Regions from separate parts of the Mus musculus genome. Here region 1 is linked to region 2. Evidence: chromatin loops called from intact Hi-C (ENCODE). Cell type or tissue: heart. All regions are shown on one strand. Links, peaks and the distances in the headings refer to the core of each region. The heading gives the core; the rest is flanking DNA.

What was found. Hi-C counts contacts between places; a loop is a spot of excess contacts. Peaks named below come from ENCODE experiments on the same cell type or tissue, not always from the same donor. Only the 100,000 strongest peaks of a DNase experiment are listed, where the experiment ranks them.
Region 1: a loop joins it to region 2, with 2.1 times the contacts of the local background. A loop is called at or near these places in 2 of 42 quality-filtered maps.

What each region holds. Positions count from the first base shown.
Region 1 is chr4:63,114,493-63,122,570 of GRCm38, forward strand. Zfp618 (zinc finger protein 618) reads left to right here. Exons shown (of 15, transcript NM_028327.1): 11 at 709-948; 12 at 4,054-4,137; 13 at 6,839-6,916. Among named protein-coding and RNA genes, the nearest start is that of Ambp, 36 kb to the right of the region's middle. In heart, for the core only: a CTCF peak has its summit at 4,586 (motif pointing left); a DNase peak (open chromatin) is centred at 4,519.
Region 2 is chr4:63,006,663-63,014,740 of GRCm38, forward strand. All of the region lies in intron 1 of Zfp618 (zinc finger protein 618), which reads left to right. Among named protein-coding and RNA genes, the nearest start is that of Gm30764, 31 kb to the left of the region's middle. In heart, for the core only: no CTCF peak of the experiment used is centred there; a DNase peak (open chromatin) is centred at 3,799.

The sequences.
Region 1 (8,078 bases), core at 2,669-6,668, 110 kb after region 2:
ACTGTAGACCTTCCATGGTTTCATGAAGCAGGTCTTGTTTGCTTCTCTTCTGAGTGAGTCAGTTTAGGCCCAGGCTCAAGGCACTCTGCCCACCCAAGACCACCATTCTCAGGACCTAGCTCCCTAGAGGATATGAGTAAGGAAGGCTTTTCAAACCTTACAGGGAACAGGCACACCTCTGTGACAAAGGCAGAGTCTCCTAAAGAGAGCAGTTCCCAGCCCCTGCCCATAGGGTTCTGTAGAGCCTCTCTCCCTTCCCTCTCCCCTCTCCCTTCTCTGCTCCACTATCCAGCCCCAAAGAACCTTCTGCTCACCATCACTTCCGAGCCAGATTCCCTTTGAAGGAAAAGGGCTGAGAAGCAGATATGCTAGAAAATGTTCTCGGGGCTGGGGTGACTAATCCAGATTCCCCAAGGCTAAAGACACAGACCCGCAGAGACTGCACAGAGATGATGGGGGGCAAACAGGAAGCCCTGAGCACGATCCAGAGGTCAGGCTTCCTGAGAAGGTAAAAGGAAAACTAGGGAAGATTCCCGACTTTCAAAGGTTCTCGGGCTCCTCATGGGCGCTTGAGCCCTTGCTTTCTATACAAGGAAGGCAAGTTGGGCAGAGAGGCATCAGAGTGGGCCTTCAGGGACCCGTGGCTGAGAAGCCACCTCGTCGGCAGGCTCCAAGGGCCCTCAAGGACTGAGAGCATGACCCTCTCAGGTACCGCCCCCGGGTGGGAGCCACCGGAAGATCCAGACACGGGTTCTGAGTGTTCCCATCCAGAGGTCACCCCATCTCCACGCTTCGTGGCAGCGAAGACCCAGTCGAACCAGTCGGGGAAAAAAGCTCCAGCCTCCGTGGTCCGATGCACCAGCCTCTTACACCGCACGCCTCCAGCCACCCAAACTCAGACGTTCCGAGCTCCAAACTCGGGATCTCCGGCCAGCAAGGCAGCAGCAGGTACTGACGGCCTTTCTCACCGGTGCCTCCCTGGTTTCCCACCCACCACGTGCCGTAGCTGTTCCCCTGCAAGAACAAGACTGGAGTTCCCATCATGCTTTGGTGCAGACTGGGACCCATGGCCTCTGGCCACCTCTGTAACCCTGGCAGACCAAGTTATAAATCTCAGCTGGAGGTTTATACAACGAAATTTGCAAACATTTTCAAAGTAATTTGATGTTTTTTTTTCCCAAATCATGGCCTAATGGGTTCTGTTTTATTTGGCCTTTGTAAAGTTTAAAAGCCTTTTATTAAAGATTAATAGGAAGTATTTGAATATGAGGAGAGTCTGTATAAAAAGAAGTTTGGGTTTCTGGCTGTGTTAAGACATCAAATCTGGCTCCTGGGTCATGTTCCTGCAGGGTAATGGTTCGTGCCTCCTTCATAGTATGTGTCTGTACACTTCCCCTGTTCTACAATCCCCACTACACCCTGCTGCATCCCTGCCACAGTAGTCCCATGGCAGGATGGCAGGTACCATTTCTGTTTGTGACCACACTGTTGTCTGTGACCATCCAGCCCTGTTTGGACCTCATGGCATGAGCTTTCATTGTCACCTTTCAGAAAACTATCTCAAGCTGTTTCAGCATAGAAATGGCCTCCATCAAATGGGGCGGCCGACTCCAGCTCTGTCTCTGTGGGCTCCCACTCCCTAGAGTTTACCCATGAAGCCCTCCAGGAGGTAGAGACTCAGCAGGAAATCAGAGGATGTCAGCCCCAGGCCTATGCAAAAGGGGGCTATGGCTCCAGAAGGTGACTGGGTAGCAAGGTCCCCAGTAGTTGTTTCTTCCAAAACAGAAGACATACTATGTGCTAGGTACCAGTTTCCAGGAGTCCTGGGACTCAGACTTGTATGAGAAAAGCCTTGGTCTACCTACCCAGATGACTGAGGCTCTGGGTCTTTCAGTTGCTTTCAGGAGGCCAAAGCTGCCCACTAAATGTACAAAATGTTTGCATTGCGAGGTCAGATGAGTGAGCCACTGAGGTCATTTATTGGTAGCCTGTGCTTGCCTTTCCTCTGGTTTAAGAAGCTAATTTGGGCCAGGCTGTGGTTTTGTGTTTACTGTGCTTATATTTCCCAAAAGGAGGGGAGTCGACCAACCTTGAAGTGTGGATTTTTCAAATGCTGTGTTGTGACAGTTGTGTTTTTGCTTGCAGGTAGGAGGCTAAGTCAGGGGGATCAAAATTTCAAGCCCTGCTTGGGCTATGGAGTGGGTTCAAGGCCAGACTAATCAACTTAGTTAGACCCTGTCTTAAAGTAAGAAAAGAGGGTTGGGGGGTAGCTCAGTGATAAGAGTAATTATGGAGACCTTGCTTGGCGTTCCATCCTCAGCACCTTAAAAGAATTAGATTGTCCACCATGGTCTCCTTGGTGGTAGACATTGGCTCACCAGATTGTAGGGTCAGGGCTTTCTTGACTTTACCCTTTTTCTTGAGCTTTGTGGCTGAGCTTTTGAAGGTCCGTAGCATCTGCAGAGAATTGTCTGTGGAGACTGCAGTCATTGAATGTCACTGTCTCCAGGCAAGTGTCAAGCAAACCATGGGCACATCAGTGGCTGCCTCTGTGAGACTTGGAATCCCTGGGGTGGATCTTACCTGGGCAAACTGTATGGTCAAATCCAAGGGCACCAGGTTAGGGGCTGTGAAATGGTGCGTGTGAGAGGTCGAGACTGTCACTGTCATTATCCTGGAGAATATGGCTGTTTGTGTGCAGGTGGACATACACACATGGATTTATATTTCTCCTGAAATACCTACCTGCCTGTTCCCCTATGAATACAGATGAAGGCAGAGAAGGGGACCTTCCTTCTTACAGAGGAGGCACCTGCCCCAGATAAAGCCTTACGTGCTATCCTAGTGGGTCCAGGAGCCTGACAACTTCAGTGTGTCTCTCTGCCTGTTAAATGGGTCGTACTGCATTCGTGGTGTTGGGAGGATTAGCTGGTATACAGTAGGTGCTCAAGAATGAGAGCCCCTCACCCTCTGTAGATAGAGAATGAATGGGCCTCTGCCAGCTTACATGCTGTCTGGAGGTACTCAACCAAGCTGTAAGGGACACAGAGGAAGCATGGTCCTTACAGTGCCACAAAGCCTCTACAGGCTGTGGGAGAGTTTGAGGCAAATGGAAGACCTGAGCAGGCCTATAGGAACTGCCTCAGGCTGGCTGCCTCATCCGTCATCCATATCACTCAGCACTTCGTTGGGTAGGACAGACCTGCTGAGTGGTGTTTCTCCAGCTGATTTTCAAACAGCACCACTTGGAAGGATATGTAATCCTTAAAAATCCCTATATTTTGGGTGCAGGTTAAGTTAAAGCCCAGCGACTCTCCTTCTGGTCAGTGTCTCGGAGCCATTGGTAGCCTCATCCAAGCTGTATAAGGGGCAGAGATGGCTGAGTATCTCAAATTGACTTTCCTGAGACCTTCATGTACTGGATCAGCTGTGTTCTGTAGTACCCAGAGCATCATAGAAAGAAGAGCTGGGTTGTTGTCTGCTCGTGTGGGTGGGGATATAAGTATAGAGTTTTGCTTGGCCGAGTCCATCCCTGCATTGTGGGGTTTCCAGAGAGATGCTGCAGATGTAAGCTTTGGGGAAGGTACTAGACGTGGCTGACAAGGAGTTCCTACTTCCCCATGCAAGTTCTGACCCTCCTCACACAGTCTTTGGCCTTCCCAGAGCAAGTATGAAACTACCCCTCCCTACTTGTCACATGTTCTGTCCCAGAACATCCTTTATGCCTTGAGATTCTTGTTGGGTCAAAGTTGCCTCCAGGAAATGGACTGACATCCTCAATCCTCATTTGGGAGCTGTCGCAGCAGAATCTTCCAGAGAAAACAGGGAAGCTCATCCCAGCGACTCAATCCTGGAGTAGAAAATGGGGCCCTGACCTGTCTGCCGGCTGCATTTCACCAGTGTGTCCTTGGGCAGGTCACCCTTTCCCTCTCCATCCCTCTACCTCCCAGACACACATTCTCTGAGCTCCATGGGCCTCCTGCCCACTCAGCCCTGACAGACAAGCTGACCATTCCCCGTGCCATATCACGCCCCCTCTCTGCCTCCTTCCAGCAGAAAACACCTTCAGTCGTCGAGTAGAAAGCAAAGCACAGAACCACTTTGAAGAGACCAATAGCAGCTCACAAAATTCCAGCGGTGAGTCTGTCTGTGGTGTGACATGTGGCATCACGTGTCACCTCCCACAGAAGAGCAGGTACCTATGACTGGGGTCTTCTGATGCATGGTGGGGCTTGTTGGGAGAGGGGCTGGGTAGGGAAAGAGAGAGAGAGCAGAGCTTATGAGAAGCAGAAGGGACCATTATATCTAGGAGCCCGTCTGTGGCTTCTGCCCTTGCCCACAGACAGGGAACTTCCTTAATCCCAAACTCAGGCATCAACCTCGCCAGCCCAGATGGGTAACCCTAAGAGAGCCATTTGCTGAGTAGTGCCATATGTAGCAGGCTTCTTTCCAGAGAGGCAAATGGGGTGATACTGGAGCCAGAGGTCCCAGGTTCTGTACCCAATACCACAGAAGAGAGTCTCTTCTAGACCCTGCAGTGCTATGGCTTGGCCTGAGAGCTCCTGGTGGTGTTTGCTGCCACCTGGTGGCTGCCTTGTACTGGCACAGCTTGGGACTCCAGGATTTATAAAGCCTTGGCAGGAATGTGGATGGTCACCAGCAATCCCTATCTTAGAAAGGGACAGGAAGAATGTATGCACAGTTATGGCCAGGACAGGAGGGGACAGGTCTTCTGCCACTATGAAGCTGATGTCATTGAATATTAGGCCTGAGTGAATGCCCCACTGTGCTGACACTGCCTGGTACATACCTGTAGTGGGTGCTTCTTGGCCACATGGGCTTCAGCAAATGGTTCGTTCGGATCACAGATACCAGATGGAGGCTTCTGCCTAGTAGTAGACCCAAGCTCCTTCAAACCCAAGTTTGATCCCTGCTCCTCTGGCTCCAGTGAGTGGTCTAGATGAGTCCCAACTCCTCCTCGGCTGCAAGTAGCTTGAGGAGCACGGACAGCCCCAGAGAACACAGGCAGGAGGAGGGGAGGGAGTGTTGCTTTGGGCGTTGCTTGGCTTGTTTTACCTTGGTGTAAACCAAGCACTTGGTGCAAGTACCACTTGGGTCATCACTGTGACCCTCAGAGCTTCTGTAATTGGTTGGTCTAGGAGGAAAGCATGACCTGCCCGGGGCCACAGAGGATTAAGTGGCAGCCTGGAGCTAGAACGTGTCTCCTGTCATACCCTGGGCTCTCCACCCAAGCCATGCTGCACCCCTTACAGCTCTACTGCCACCAGGGCTAACGTTTATGCAGGGACAGCACTGTCATGGGCTGCTGCTTGCGCTGGCAGCCACCATTCATTGAGCACTTACGACGTGGCTGGCATGTGTTCCGAGCTCTGTGTGTTGCGTCTGTTTTCACCCTTGCCACAGTCCTGTGGGGATAGTGTTCCTGTTACTCCCACTTTCTGGATGAGGAAACTGAGGCTCAGGATAAGTCCACTGTAGCCCCAGGTCCCCCAGACTACAGGTGGAGCCAGGACCCTCCTACTTTGCCTGCACTCCACTTTGCTGCCTGCTATATTGAAGGCTTACCAGCCCCACTCTCTGGCAATGCCAGACAGTAGGAGGGCTTGCCAGAAGACAACCAAGTGGCTAAGTGCGTGGCCATATGAGCATCATACCTGGGTCACAGAGCCTCACTGTCAGAGCACCCTGAGGCTTGGTCGATATCAAGTGACACTGCCTTCTCTGATGGCTGTGCCTTTCTACCAGCACCTCTCACCTACCTTCCCACACAGACTGTGTGTCCACCAAGGAGCTCTCTCCAAAGAGGGCCCCCTGGCTCGCTCACCAGCTGTGGTGCCTTCACAGCCCGGACTGGGGAACATTTAGCTAAACTGTTTCTCTTTTGCAGAAACTGCAAGTCCCCTGATTTCCAACCCTTTCCCTCTCCTGCAGAGTAAGTGATGGTCCTGATGGGAGGGTTGAAGAGGGCACAGCAGGGCAGAGAGTGACTCTCTGGCCTCCCTGAGGTATAGACAGGCCTTGGACCACCCTGAGGGTTAGTCCCAGTAATAGCCTTGGGAGGATGCTAGGGGCTCCGGAGGGTGGAGAGGTCAGGTAGGTAGAACCCTGAGCACACAGGAGGGGGGACAGGTTACCCACTTCTGATTATCCAGACAGCCTCAGGACTTCTCTTCCAAGCCACCTTTTTCCCTCTCTTTCCCTCCCCTTCTACCTAACAGTGTGGTCTTTCTTTCCTCCCACTGCCCCCTTCTTTGCCAGGCACTAGTGTGCTTCCTGAATACTCTGAGCTTTTGGTGTCCCTGCTGCCTGCTCCACTTAGCCCATCCTCCAGCTTATCCAGTTGTACCCACTGCCTCGCTTCCCCCCTCTTTCTCTCATTGCTTCCCCCTCCCATTGTGAGTGTCCTTATTCATCTGTGCATGCGTGCATCTTGTTTCCTCCATGAACAGTGATGCTCGTGTGGTCCCACGGGCAGAGGGTTAAGCTGTGAATCCCAAGGGGCAGAGTCTGTTTCCTGGGAGCTCCTGGTGCCTGGATGTTGTCCTTCCCATGTGCTCAGAACAGTGCCTGCCACGGAGTAAGCGCCCAGGAAGCAGCAGGCCCGTTGAGTTAGCAGCCTATATCTGTGTGGCTTCCCCTCTTTCTGCTCCTGCCTCTCCTTGGCCTTTCTGTCTCCAAGCTAGTGGACAGGCCAGTTAACAGGCTGGGCCCAGGGCCCCAAGTATGCACCTGGATCCCCACCTTCGAAGCTGCCTGCAGCCCAGTGTCAGGGTGCCTGAGTATGGACCACCTGTCACATGCCCACCTGTCTCCCCAGAACCCTACACGTGCGGCGCCTGTGGGATCCAGTTTCAGTTCTACAGCAACCTGCTGGAGCACATGCAGTCCCACGCAGGTAAGGCCCAGAGACCAGCAGAACCCACGCAGAGCACACCCCCCCCCCTCCATCCCATTATAACTGGACACACACATCTCTGGCACTTCCCGGGAACTTACCTTCTGAGCCCCAGCCAGCCTGCCCTTCATAGCTGACTAGTATGAACTCTGGCATCTCAGCTCTGCCTCAGGGTGGTTTGGGGAGGAGGGAGGAAGATGGGTTTCCCAGAGGTTGCAGGTCCGAAAAAAAGACCTGTAAATAGGTTCAAGGTCAACATGAGCAGAAGCGGATGGTAGAGAGAGTCCAGCAGTTGCGTAGATTGTGCTCAGGCCTTCCCCAGGGCAGTCCTGTGCACTCACCATTTCTACCTCTTGAAAGCCCTGGTTCTCAAACTGGAGCTCATGAAGCAAATGAGCAGGGGGGAGGCTGGGGCAGAGGGAGTCCACAGGCTGCCAGGGCTAGGACCGCTCTCCCTCCCAGGCTCAGCCATCCACTGGCAGCCTTCTGAACCCATCCTCACCATTGCCATTGCACAGCTCAGGCATTCAGTTTTCCAGTCTGTATCCGCAGACATCAATCACAGTGGCACCAGCTTCTGGTCTAAATTCTACTTAGTCAGAATTACTGTGTGTCCATAGGGAGAGTCCCCAGGCCCCAGCACTTCCACAAACAGTTACTATGTATCCATACAGCTGTTGCAAGAAGCCTGGCTGGGGCCCTCCCACATGGGTACTCAGGGATCCAGGTCCTTTCCCTCTTATGGTCCTATACACCCCTGGGTACTTAGAGGCTTTCAGCTCTGACTGGTGGTGTGGGGAGAAGTGAGGGGTTACACATGTGACACAGGTCCTAAAAGCTGTCGCCATTGGCACATGACCATCCTAAGTCTGTGGCAGAAGGCTGCTCAGAGCCTCTGTCCAGGAACAACCCAACACATTGCAGAAATAACTGTGCATCTGGGCAATGGGGCAACTACTACCTGTCCATCCAGATAGCTCTTCTAGAGGCATTCGAAATAACACGTAAAGTGGGGTGGTGATGAACACATATAATCTCAGCCCCTGGGAACCGGAGACAGGGGAGTCACAAGTTTAAAGCCCTCCTTGGTGACACAGATCTTCTTTCAAAAAAAAATCAAAGAAATGAAAATAAACACTGCATGAAATATGTGTGGTGTATG
Region 2 (8,078 bases), core at 1,852-5,851:
GCTGCAATAAAAAAAAAAATCACAGCCATGAGCCAACGCTGAGAAAACAAACCAAGTTTCCCTCAGTGTAGGCTAGACTGTGGATACTCATGTCCCTGGGGTTAGTTTGCTGTCTTTCCTGGTACTGATTAACTTGGATATAGATAGGAGGTGGCAGGACCCCACAGCCACTTTGTAGAAGGAAAGCCTACAGTCCACTCCCATTTGGCTTCATGTCACCTTCGCTTGTGAGCAGACAGTGCCCACTGTTGTTGCTTTGGAGAGATGAGGCCTACTGATGGGGGTGGGATTGGGAACGTGTTCTGAGGCAAGTGGGGAGGCCTGAAGGCTTGGGAGCAGAGGTGAGGTGGCCGTCGATCAAGCATTCAAGCATCCTTATACTCACCATGAAGAACATGAATCCCGTGGGTGGCCAGTGCCCCAGTGACCATGACAGGGACACGAGGACTCCTGCCCAGCTGGTCCCATTGGGGATAAGAACATTTAGTCCAGCTGCTTGTGGTTCTCCAGCTGCAAGGCGACTGTCTCTGTGTGTCCCTCTGTGTAGGAGAGCACTTTCCCTGCAGGAAGAGCACCTTCTGTCCCAGTTCTCCAGATAAACGTGGGGATGGGGACTTCCCCATCTTTTTAAGGGACACTGCACTGCTGGCTTTTGGGACTTCATCTTGCTTAGGATGCAGCTTAGGATCATTTTTGGCAGTCAGTTGTGTATCTTGTTGAGAGGGCGCAGGGGTAAAGAGAGTGTGGGATGGGGCTGCCAGCTCCCATAGAGACAAGAATGGGATGATGGGAAGAGGCCACAACTCCATTTGACCTTGTTTGATCCTCTCTTGCACTGCACATGACAATCCCAGGGCCTCCTCACTGGCTGTCCCTCAGCTGGCTTACTGGATATGCTTCTCACCAGGACTTTTCTTGGGGACTCTTTAAAATTACTTTATCCCGCATCTTTTGGGGCTTCATTTTCTTCCATGGTTCTATTCCCACCTAACAGCACATACCCTTTAAAAAGAGATTTACAGATTTCTTTCTCATCCCTATCTTTGTTTCTCAACCATAATCCTGGGACGGGGCTTAACATTATTTATTTTGAGCTTTTCTAAAATATTATATTTATTTGTGCACATACACATGTGTGACACAGTAGATGCTGAGGGCCAGAAGACATATACAGGTTCTCTCTTTCCATAATGCAGGTGCCAGTAATGGAAGCTAGGCCGTCAGTCTGGGCAGCAAGTGCCTTCAGCCTCCCTTCCCAGCCATTTCTACGGCTCCAGCTTTTCATTTTAAAATAATTTCAACTTTAAAAAAAACTTACAAAAATAATAGCAAACATTTGCACAGATTTCCACCCAGCTTCTTCAAATGTTAACACCTCGTATAATTATAATATAATGTTCGAGTTATACTATGAAATTAATATTGATACAGGAAATTAAATTACAGGTTGAGTTTCGCTTATCTGAAATTCCTAGGAGCATACATATTCCAGATTTCATACTTTTTCAGGTTTTGGAATATTTGCATATACTCTGCTCTGTCATGTGCTCCTAATCGAGAAGTCAGAAATTAAAAATGTGTTGAGTCCAGCGTATACGTTTTATGTGTGTATGAGGATCTGGAGGCAGCATTGGCTGTTTTTAGGCACCTTTTTGAGACAGGGTCTCTCACTGGCCTGGAAGTTTGCCAAGTTCACTAAGCTGGCTGGCCAGCAAAGCTCCAGGAGCTCACTGGTCTCTGCTGCCCATCTCTGCGTCGCTGGGATCGCAGCCATACACCAGCGTTCCCCATTTTCCCGTGGCTTCCCAGGATCCAGAGTCAGGCCTTTGTGCTTTCAGAGCAAGCCCTTCCCCTCCCGCCCAGGCTCCTAAAGCTTCAGTTTTATAGGCAAATACTTTATTATCTCTTATGTCATATTATATCATATCATGTCTGTCTGTCTGTCTGTCTCTATCTCAGAAGTAATGAATTTTCAGAGTATTTAGATTTCTGGTTTTGGGTCAGGGTTACTTAGTTCATAACAACAATACTATAAATTAATCTCTGTTCCTTACTCAGAATTCGCCAGTGGTCCCATGATAGCCTTCTTCTATCCCAGCATCCAATCCAGGGTCCCACATCCATGGAGCTGCCATGTCTCCTTTGTCTGGGCCCAGATCCCTGCTTGCTCTTTGACTTCTGAGTCCTTGGCCCTTTTAATGAGCTTCCAGCGGTTGTGTAAGCCCACCTCCTGGCTGTCAGATACTTGTCAGATAACTGGAGCCATGCTTTTCTAACAGGAATGTCCATCCCAGTTGTGATGTCGCTTTCCCTGTGTCTTATGTGGTATAGATGCTGGTGACATTAACCTGGAGCACCTGGTGGGTGGGGTGTCTGCCTGGTTTGTGCAAACACACTCATGGGCTGATATTTCCAGACTATGTCAATATTTTGCTACTTCCTCTTCGTCATTTTTAGCATCTATTCTGGATTCCTGCTCAACAGTGAGGGCTGTGATGTCTGCAAATATGATTTTCTATTTCCTTCATTTCCCCTATACTTATTAACTAGGATTCCCCATAGGAAAGCCCTCCCTCCCTCCCGATCTTCTTTCGCTCGTTTTCTTACTCCCTTGTGTTAGCAGTGTACATGTGGATGTGTATTTTAGGTCTCTGAATCTGTCATATGGGTGTAGACTCAGAGTACATATTTTTTTTCTGTTATTGCCATTAGTATTTTTTTATTTTTATATTTATTTATTTAGTTAGTTATTTTTTGGTTTTTTGAGACAGAGTTTCTCTGTATAGCCCTGGCTGTCCTGGAACTCACTTTGTAGACCAGGCTGGCCTCGAACTCAGAAATCCGCCTGCCTCTGCCTCCCAAGTGCTGGGATTGGCTTACGTTGTTGCACATTTGGCTAGTAGCAGCTCCATCACAAAGTCCATCTGTCTTTTAGACAAATCGCCATCTATATAGAACCCTTATAGGCAATCTAGGTCTTGAGAGGGTGCTCCTAGCTCTCCTTGTACCTCAGCCAGGAAGCAAGGGGAGAGTTCTGCCTATATTGTTCATGAGTGTATTCCTGCTGTATATAGTGTCAAGGTACACAGTAGGCTCACGAGGCATCATTGCTGGGTGAACAGTTATGAGGAGGAATCTGGAAAGGAAGATGTGGCAGCCAGCTTCCATAGGCTGGCTTCCATCCCCTGGCTTGCTTCCCCTCCAAGGTCTGAAAAAGCCATTGCCAGTGGAAGGGGAATCTATGTTCTCTCATTTGCTGTTAGTCTTATTATCCATGTTAATGGTTTGACAGGAGCCCAGGGCTTCCCAATCATGTAGAGCTATAGCCAAGCACACAGTGCACTGGGGAACAAGCTGGCAGCTGAGAACCTGAGACAGCCCAGTCCCTGCCAAAGGCTCTGTTGAACCCCAGCCATGGTGGGCATGCTGCTCTGTGGCAAACGGCAGAGCTCCTGGGGTCCCATGGAGTGTGTGGTTTAGGTTGCCTGAAGCCACTTGTAGTCTCCAGTGTCAGGCAGGACTCACTTGAATATTTTATGAGTATTTCTTTATGAAAGATTTAAAACTCAGTCACATTGGCTAAGAAAAAGCCAGTGATAATCAGATTTCTATTTATGAGGTGTGTGTGTGTGTGTGTGTGTGTGTGTGTGTGTGTATGTGTGTGGTATGTACACGAGTGTTAAAGTATGCATGTCCCTGAAGAGGAAACTGGCTGGTAGGCCTTCTAGTCATCCCTCCTGGCAAACTCTGGTGCCAGTAGAGAACTTGGCAAGTTGTTGCCACTTCACAGTCAAGAGAGGCCTGGCTGGCTCCTGGTCTCCTGTTGCCAGGTCTTCCTCAAGCAACATGAAGCCTTTGCGAAGCGGAACCTTCCCCTTGGGCCACAGCCACACCAGCACTGCCTTCATCCAGCTACTCGGTTTGCCTGGTGGAGGGCTGAGGTCTCCCTTATTCTGCTGCACATGGGTCTTGGGAAGTGGGGGAGGTGGGGATATATGGCCTAACTCTGTAAAAGGAGAAACTGAGGTCCAGAGAAAGGGAAGTGATCCACTCTTCATAGGGCACAGAGGAGAAGTTTAATGATCATAAAAATATTATTCAGTCCACAGTAGAGCTGGCCCAAAAGAATCACATCACCTCTAGGATGATGACACCTGTAAGTGCTGCAACTTCACCTGGGCTGTGCTGGGCTGAACCATGTTGAGCAGGGGACTGAACACCTGGTTAGAATTAGGCAGTGAGAAGTTTTGGTCTGGATGTGAACACTGTAGCTCCTGGGATCTAGTTTGGGAGGAGGTCCCAGTCTCTAATGAGGTCACCCTCCCTACATTTATTGCCCCCATGTTTCCAACCTGCTTCCCTCAGCCAGTTGTCTTGGCAATAGGAACCACCTCTGTGATGTCTTGTTTTCACTCCGCAAGAAGCTGTTAATACATAGCTAAGTGGCTCTGGTCCTGTGCTTCTGGCTGAAGGTAGAGACAGAAGGTAGAGAACCATAAGGTACACCCCACAGGGGGCTGTCACAGCAGTGTTGGGGCCAAGGTATAAGAATGTCCTCAGTTTGCATGCCTGTGAGGTGGGCATGAACCAGCAGCCTCTTCGTAGATGACCAGAGGAGACAGTGAGTTAGTTTGAAGTGCCAGGCACAATGTCTGGCCCATGAGAAGGGCTGTGCCATTGAGAGTTGGTGACAGTCATCATAGGATTTAGTCTTAGAGGTACCTATCATAGGTCTGCTAGCTTGCTGTAGCCTTCTCAGCTGTTCCTTTTATACTATCTGAGGATGGTACCTAGCAGTTCCTCTCAAGTGGACATCTGTTGGGTAGTTACAGTGGGACCTCTGCTGGTCTCACTCCAAGCTGTGCACACGGACAGCAGCTTTCTTTGCGATTCAGACCTGGCATTGTTTAGAACTTGCCTCAGATCACATTCAACTGTTTTGCCGTTGTTTGGTACTTGAACGTATATACTGATTTATTATAGTGCTTTGGAGTCCATCAGGCCAAGGTTGGAACTTTGTGACCTGTTGTGTGCACCCCATGTCTTGTTTCTACTTGGTGACTATAGGTACTTCTCTCCAGTTCTCTGCTCTGTTTCCTCATTGGGTCAGTATTACACACATAGATACTGCTCTGGGCTTCAGAGTGAAGGCTTACAGAGCATACAGGAAAGCTGGCCTTGAAACAGGTTGTTGTTAGTGATGTGAGAGGTCCTGTTCGGGTATCTTAGGATTCCTAGGGTGGAAGGATTTTCCCAAGGTCAGAGATCTGAAGATGTTCTAGCCTCTTGTCTGTTGAAGGGATATGTTCTGTCTCTATCCAGTCACCTAAGGGACTCTTCCGTGGCATGACCCAGCAGAGAACCCAGCCTGGTGTTCCAGATTCAAAAGGGATATTCGAGAGCAGTGCTTCTCAACTCTCCTAACTGCTGTGACCCCTTGACACAGTTCTTCATGCTGTGATGACAACCCCCCCCCACACACACCTGAAAACTATTTTTGTTGCTCTTTACTTCATAACTGTAGTTTTGCTACTGATATGAATCACAACTTAACTATATGATCCATAGCATATCTGATATGCACCTCCTATGAAAGGGTCTTTCAACCCTCAGAGGGTTCTCAACCTACAGGCTGAGAACCATTGTTCTAGAGGCTGGTGGCTCATGAGTCATTTAGCTTGGATCTGACCAGGCAGACCCTTGAGGAGAGAAGAAGACCCATGTACTTGTGAAAGGATGGAGACTTTCTTAGCAAGTAAGGCATTTTGAGCTTGTATTGGCAGCTACCCAATGTGACATGCTTATAAAAATGCTTCTTTCAAAGCACAGGACTCCTTCATAAAGTCAGTATTTACTCCTGATGTTTCCTATAAGCCTGGCCTTTCTTGTGGTTTCTTACTTTGCTGTTTCTGTTACTGCTTTTGTTGTATCAAAAGCAATATATGTTGACAGTAGAACATATGGATAAGCAAAATGGGGTCGAGATTCACTCGCTCCCAGACATACTCAGCATGGATGTTGATGTATGACCATCAAGATTTTAAAATAATGCATCTATTCAGAATATATTCAACACTCACATAACTTAAACATTTTTTACACATGAAATATTTACTGAATATTTACTGTTGGTGGATAAGTTAAGGGCCAAAATGTGGAAGTCAGCTACTCCCAAGAACAGTGTATGTAAAGAAAGGAAGAGAAGATAACTTGAAAGTCTAACACCCATTATGAAGGTGACCCTGAGAGTTCTGAGCTCACTGGGGATAATTGATGTGGTGTGGTTTTGCATAGAGTGGAGGGAAATGGGAGGCAGTATGCTGTTCAGTGGAGGACTTGTGGCTGCAGTGTGGAGGTGGGTGTGAGAGCACAGTGTGTTTTGTTGTCTCCATATGGATGTCGGCTACTTCAGCATCATTTGCTGAAGAGATGACCCTTCCTCCCTTAAGTGGGCCTTGCTCCTTAGTTGAAAATGGGCTGACAGTATCTATATGACTAATTTTTGTGCTTTTGATTCTGTTGCAGGATCTATCTCTTTCTTCTTTGGTCATCTCAATACTGTCTTGTTTACTGTAGATTTAGAGTAAGACTTGAGGTCGGGGAGGACCAAGAGGTCCTCTAGTGTGATTGCTCCTCAGTAGGGTTGTTGAGTATTCTGGGTCTCTTACCTTTTCATAGTATATCCTTTATACTCAGTATGTTTTATAGCCACACTATTTGGGCTTTTATCAAAACTGGATTGAATCCCTATGTAACACTGGGGAGAGCCAATGTCTTGGTAATACAGAATCTTGGGAAACTACTGCATGAACGTGGAGTGTCTCTCCAGCTGTTAAGGCCTTTGGTTCCTTCTATTCCTTTTTCCAGGTTATATTCACCCCTAACTTTGTGATGTTGATACAAATACTGTTTTGTTTTGAGTTTTAGTGCACAGCTCTTCACTGTTAGTCTTCAACAGGGAAGCAGCAGACTTGTATGTTTATCTTGTATCCTGCAACCGTCCTGAGACTACTTGTTAGTTTCAGGGGTTCTTTGTTTCTTTATTACTTCTGCAATAGATGACATATCATCTGTGAACAAAAGCACCTTCCTACCTATGCACCACCCCTCCCTCCCTCCTTCTTTATCTCATGATCTAGGGCTTCTGGCATGAGTTGGAATAGAAATAGTTCTAAATGCCATCTTTGCCTTATCTCTGGTCTTACGGGAGAAGGCATTTGGTTTCTCTCCATTAATTAAAATACCAGTTGTGTTTTTTCCTTTGTAGATATTCTTTATCAAGTTGAGGGAAGTTTTCTTTTCCTAGGTTGCAGTCATAAATGAGTGCTGGATCTCGTCAAATGTGTATGTATTTAAAAGGGTGTGTAGTTTCTTGATATGATGAAGTACACTAATTGAGTTTAAGTGTTGAACTAACCTGGAACATGTGATCAGGATGCCTTGTTTACACATGTGAAATTGTCAAAAAATAAATAGAAGATATCCTATTAAAATATAAAAATGTATTTTAATTTTCACTTAGTTTAAAACTTCAAAATTGATAGTCCCCCTTTAATGTGTGCTGCTTTTATTAAGTCTCCAAATGTTTTAGGTGTTCTGGTAGTCTGTTACTGAATTTCTAGTTTACTGTCATATGATCTAAGGCCACAGAGGCGTTCTGTTCATTTCAGCTTGTTAAGGTATATCCAATGCCCCGGTATCTGTCTCAGTGAATATTCCACATGGACTTGAGAAAAATGAATCCTATGATGTTGTTGAATGAAATACTCAATAAATGTCAATTAGGTGAAGTTGATTGACAGTGCTGTTCAGTTTTAACTGTATTTGTACTGATTTCCTGCTCTCTGTATCTGTTGGATCCAGGTAGATGACATTAATGGTAGATTTGTTCACCTCTCCTTTAAGTGGTTTAGCCTTTCACAGTGCTGTTGGGCTGCTCAGCTGAGGACTGAGGTCCTCTCTACAGATTGTCTCCTTTATCATTGTGGAATGCTTCTTTTATGTTTGGGAGCTTTCCTTGCTCTGACTTCTACTTTGAATTCATGTACTCGCCCAGGGTTATTTTAATTAGTGTTGGT